Linked DNA regions of Homo sapiens: region 2 is linked to region 1. A link is a loop called in an ENCODE intact Hi-C map of the cell type or tissue named here. Cell type or tissue: PC-3. All regions are shown on one strand. Each heading gives the region's core, and the rest is flanking DNA. Links, peaks and the distances in the headings are about the cores only. Region 1 has its middle 270 kb from the start of SLC7A11-AS1. Region 2 has its middle 95 kb from the start of SLC7A11-AS1.

The links. Peaks named below come from ENCODE experiments on the same cell type or tissue, not always from the same donor. Only the 100,000 strongest peaks of a DNase experiment are listed, where the experiment ranks them.
Region 2: it touches region 1 in a loop (3-fold over the local background); 4 of 110 quality-filtered maps call a loop at or near these places.

The regions. Positions count from the first base shown.
Region 1 is chr4:137,818,398-137,821,326 of GRCh38, reverse strand. No RefSeq gene overlaps it. Among named protein-coding and RNA genes, the nearest start is that of SLC7A11-AS1, 270 kb to the left of the region's middle. RefSeq lists a silencer at 1,334-1,383. In PC-3, for the core only: a CTCF peak has its summit at 1,288 (motif pointing left); a DNase peak (open chromatin) is centred at 1,266.
Region 2 is chr4:137,992,079-137,995,007 of GRCh38, reverse strand. No RefSeq gene overlaps it. Among named protein-coding and RNA genes, the nearest start is that of SLC7A11-AS1, 95 kb to the left of the region's middle. In PC-3, for the core only: CTCF peaks have their summits at 1,301 and 1,503 (motif pointing right); a DNase peak (open chromatin) is centred at 1,567; H3K27ac peaks cover 1,905 bases.

The sequences.
Region 1 (2,929 bases), core at 236-2,735:
GAGTACATGCATGGGCACTGAGCTCAGCGTTCCTAATGAGAAGGAGAGAGAAGGGATCAGACTCACCAACAAAAATGAGCACAATAAAAAGATTTGGTATAATCCAAGAATCAGTTTCCTTTACTTCATGATTTTGCTGAGGGAAAAGCATGAGAAAGTCCTATTTACCACTCTTATTAATTGAATTGTATTCCTTTCAAATGATATGCTGAAGCCCTAAACCCCAGAACCTGAGTATGTGACCTTATTTGGAAACAGTGTCATTGCAGATTTAACCAAGTTAAGATGAGGTCACTAAGGTGGCTTTTAATCCAATATGACTATTGTCCTTATACAAAGAGAAAATTCGGACCCAGAGGCAAAAATGCACAGGGAAAAGATGATATGAAGACACAGAGAAAAAATAGCCATGCGATTGGAGTGATACATCTATCTACAAGCGGATAAACTCTAAAGATTGCTGATAAACCAGAAGCTAGAGGTAAGGAAGTATTCTTTTCAGTCACAGAGCAGTTATGGCCCTGCTGATACCTCAATTTTAGGCGTTAGTCTTTAGAACTGTAAGGCATTAAATTTTTGTTTTTTAAAACCACTGTTTTGGCACAGATCTAGCAAACTAATATTTTTTAGTTTCTAAATCATCTTCATGATGACTTACATATTTTTCAGTTTTCACTGGGCTTTTACTCTATGCCTCAGCTCTTAACAGATAACCATGCATTCACTAGTTTTCAAAAAGCCCATTTCATTTGTATCACCATCAATTCAAAGGATAGGAATTTATATTACATCAATGTAAAGAAAAACATGTTAGGGTAAAAATAAAATTATTTCTAATGAAAATAAATTATTTTTATACACATGTTTAGTTAAGATAGCTATGTATTAAAAACTAAAATACACTCAGCTTCCTCACTATCCTGGGTCTCTTCACAGGAAACTCTCTTTTGCCTTGACCTACAGGAGTGCCTGTAGTGAGTGCCTGCAGCGCTAAAGCACTTGAGACCAGCTAGAGACAAAGAATGGGGATGGGGCTAGCAGTAGCCAGAATGTCAGTATGGCTGCTCTCCATTCTCACCAGAGGAAACACAAAATCAGAGAGGCTGTTGAGCAATGCCATGTTTCAGGAAGAATGGTCTATGGGTTGTGTAGGCATGATTCCCTAGCTGGTGTTTCCACATAGCTCAGGTAACTTTCTTGGGTCTCCTCTAGGCCTATCCAAGTTAAATGCTATGCCAACCTCAGAGCCCACAGTAGACTTGCAGCAAACCTGGGTTTAGGGCTCCATCTAGTGCTGAAGAAAAGGCAGTAATCTCAAACTAAGAAACACTGTATCAATCAGCACAGTATGTCTAGACAGAATATAATAAAAAGTTGGACACAAAGCCTATAGCAAAGACTGGAACAAATAGTTTTTAAATTTTTAAATCCATAGACATTGATATATATCCATAAGCGTCAAGAGCAATCAGGAAAATATGACCTCATCAAATGGACAAAACAGGATACCAATGACCATAAAGAAGTGGAAATATGTGAACACTCAGACTAGGAATTCAAAATAGCCGTTTAAAGGAAAGTCAATAAACTCCAAGAAAACACAGAAATAATTCAGAACTTTAAAAATTTAAAAAAGTAATTGAAATTATTAAAAAATCAAATAGACATCAAATAGCTGAAAGATACATTGAACAAACTGAAAAATGCAACAGAGAACATCAACAGCAGAATTGATCAAGCAGAAGAATCCATGAATGCAAAGACAGCCTATTTGAAAACACAGAAGAGGAAAAAGAAAAAAATAATAAAGAGGAATTAAATCTTAAGATATCTATGGGACAACATCTAAAGAGAAAATGTACTAGTCACTGGTATTCAAGAATAAGTGAGGATGACAAAGGGGTAGAAGGAATATTCAAAGAAATAACAAGCAGGAAACTTTCCAAATGTGGAGAAATAAATATCCAGGTATAGATAGGTCAAAGATCACCAGTCAGATTCAACCCAAATAACCCTACTTCAAAGCATAAAATAATCAAACTCTCAAAAGTCACAGACGATGAGTAGATCCTAATACTAGCAAAAGAAAATAATCAAATAACATAAAAGGAAGTTTGAATATTCTTGGAAGCAGACTTCTCAGCAGATACCTTAGAGGACAGGAGGAAGTAAGATGGTATTTTCAAAGTGCTGAAGAAAAAACAAACAAACAAGTAAACAAACAAACAAAACCTCCTAATCAAGAATACTGTACCCAGCAAAGCTATTCCTCAAACATGAAGGAGAAGTAAAGACTTCCCCAGACAAACAAAGCTAATGGAATTCATCACCACCCAACCTGTCTTACAAGAAATTCTAAAGGGAGTTCTTCAACCTGAAACAAATGGATGCTAACCTATAACACAAAAGCAGCTGAAAGTATGAAGATCGCTGGTAAAAGTCAGTACACAGATAAATTCAGAATTTTTTAATATTACAATCATGGCATGTAAACTATATATATAGTTTATATATGGTATATATATATAGTATATATATTTCACTCATACACTATATTTACACATATGAAGATAAGACAAAACTTAAAACTAATAACTATAATAACTTATTAAGAATAGACAACATTAAAAGATATAAATTCTGACATCCAAAATTCAAAATGGGGGAGAATGGAGTAAAAATGCAGATTTTTGCACTTTGGGAGGCCGAGGTGGGCGAATCATCTGAAGTCAGGAGTTTGAGACCAGCCTGGCCAACATGGTGAAACCCCGTCCCCAATAAAAATACAAAAAATTAGCTGGGCGTGGTGGCAGCACCTGTAATCCCAACTACTTGGGAGGCTGAGGCAGGAGAATCACTTGAACCCGGGAGGCCGAGATGGCACCACTGAACTCCAGCCTGGGCAACAGAGCAAGACTCTGTCTTAAAA
Region 2 (2,929 bases), core at 207-2,706, 170 kb before region 1:
TGTTGGTACAGTTGCTAATGAAATTGCCTTTGCAAAGATTAAGAGGGAGAGAAATCTAACATGGCTGACCCCATCTTGCATCTAACTTCAAAGGCTGGCTGTCTTTGCTCATTTCTGGGCATCAGCCAGGCTGATCTACCATGGGTAGAATTTGATTTGTAGTTTAACTTTGAAGTAAGGATGATAATAGCCCCTCCCTAAAACTGATTCCCTCTCCATCTTTGTAAGACTAATGAAAGGCCACGGGATTAGGATTATGAGCAAGACCTCAATTCTGCTAAAATGTAGGCATAGTTTCTATAATCCCTTACTGCTCAGGAGTCATGTGGCCAGAGGTCACAAGATTTGTCCCTTCTCCAATTGCTGTTATAGATAACATCACTGTTGTAAAACTTAAAATTTGTCTTTGAGATAGTTTTTAGACTGATCCCACCTGGATTTGTGATTCATGACTCAACTGGTACTGTGGCCCCCACCCAGAAGTGGACTCAGTGGATGAGAACCGTTTTCCACACCCTTATAATTGCTTCCCCAACCAATCACAGCAGCACCCATTTCCTAGTTCCCTGCCCAACAAACTGTTCTTTAAAAACCCTAACCTCCAAGCCTTTGGGGAGACTGATTTGAGTGGTAACTCCATCTCCTGTGTTACTGGCCTCCCATAAAGTTAAACTCTTTCTTTACTTCAATGCCATGGTCTCTGCGAATTGATTTTGTCTGTGCAGTGGGAAAGAAGAACCGAGGCAATTACACTTAAAGTCAGAAACCATAACTGATGTATAGGTAAAAACCAAAATGTACCCAAAAATTTAGGAAGTTAAATGATAGTCATATAGCAATATCTATAAGCAAAATAAAGGGTGACTTTGGGTTTTTGTTTTCCTAGAAGATCCATGGAAGAGAAATACATATGTTGAAACTTGATGGATGAGTAAAACTTAAAAAGGCAGGGGTGAGAAGGGTGGGAATTCCAGGTCACATAAGCAACATTGCCAATGTCATGGAATCAGGAATGCATTATAAAGGGGAAATGCCCATTTTTGGAGAATTAATTTTCAGTATTTCTTTTGAATCTCACTATATTCCTTACATATATTACTCTTGTTAATTTATCTAACATCCCCAAATAGTATTCGTTGCCAAAGGCTGGTGATAAATAATGTTTGTGGTTTATAAATGTTTACACAATCAAATGTCAACAGATTCCTGAATAAATATGCATATGAATGATACATACACACATGTTCATATATTAACACTGTCTTATTGAATTTTTTGTACCCTATTTTTTGGGTCATTTCTTTTAATAGGTCTTCAGTTGCTGCCTGGTGTTGTTGCCATGGTTGATGGCTATTCCATGGTGAGCAGGTCTATGCCAACATAACCCCAAAGGCCAAAGGAGCTAAGAGGCTGAAGAAAGAGGCTGACAAATCCAGTTTCTCAGAAAGAAACATTTAATAGGGAGTTATGGAATGGAGCCATGCCTGGGGCAGCCACAAGATGGTACTTCCCGCATGGTTATGCCAGACCAAGGGCTTATATAAAATAGGCAAAGGGTATGCATGCTTCAGAAGAGATATGTAAGACAATTGAAGTCATTTTATCCCCTTCAGGGATATGTGTCACAGACTATGTGTGTCATAGACTACAATTTGCTCAAGAGCAGGATTTATGGCAAGTATGTGTTTATCATAAGATTAAGGTGGTTTTGACCTAAGGGTAGAATTTACCAGTAAGTAGGTGCTGTTATTAGTAAAGTAGAAATCTTAGAGATATTTCTGGAACTGGGGTCAAACAGTAGTCAACATGGCAGATTAGCATAAAAGATAGTGTTGCTTTAGCCTCCACAGTGACCATGGGAGAAGGCAGGTGACACTGGTACTTAAGAAATATTTTGAGTCAACCAGCTCTTGAAACCCTCACAGATGGCTAGATCAAGAATGTATTTCATTAGTGAATTGAGGTAGTGCTTAGGAAGGTTAAATAAAGTGTAAATTTAAGTATATTTGGTTGGAACAAGTTACAGAAATTAAGGTTTCAATTGCCATATTTATATGTATTAATAAAAAGGTGCTTTTATCTTTTCTTTCTCCTAGTTGATTATTCTACATTTACTTCTCAATTTTATTTAAAAACTCAGCATAAAAATAAAAATAAATGTCAATGAAGCCATTTTAGTCTATGAATAAGAATTAAAGGTTAAAATGTGGTTGAAACTGGATTAAAATAAACAAATGGTTTTGTTTAAAAATTCAGTTAACCAAATTTTTATTTAGTTTTTAAAAATATTCTAGTTACTGCTTTAGGATAGATCAATTGCCTGCATCTGAGAGAAAAGGACATTTTTATGTTCCATTCTAGGAGAGAGAGTAGGCTTCATATAGGAATATAAATTGGAACTTGCCTGCTGTATTTAAGGTCAATATTTTTTTCACTGTTTAATTGTAGGAAATTCTCAAGCATATGTAACTACAAAAATGCTGCCTCAAGAAAATACCTCTTAGAGATTAGTATTTCTCCATTTAAAATTAGGAAGTAAATTACTTTTTATTGGAGTCATTAGACATCTTTTACAACTGTTTTCTTTAGGAAGGGGGAATTTAAATACTAAAAAAAGAATACTTTGTCTCTTGAATGCAGAACTGCCTCTGAACTCACATTTAATATATTGTCTATGCAAAACCACTATTTAATAATATCCTTTAATATATCACATTGTTTTAATGATAGCAGCTCTTTTATGGCAAGTTGCTATAAAGGGAATTACAGTAGTCTAACGCTCAAAAACTCTTGGCATATATCACTGGTTCTTGTGTTTACCAGTTGTGTGACCTTTTAAAAGTACAATAATCACATCTAATGTATCTATGTCATAGAAACCTTGCAGGATTACTTATAATAATGAATATAAAATCCTAGGTGAACTGTG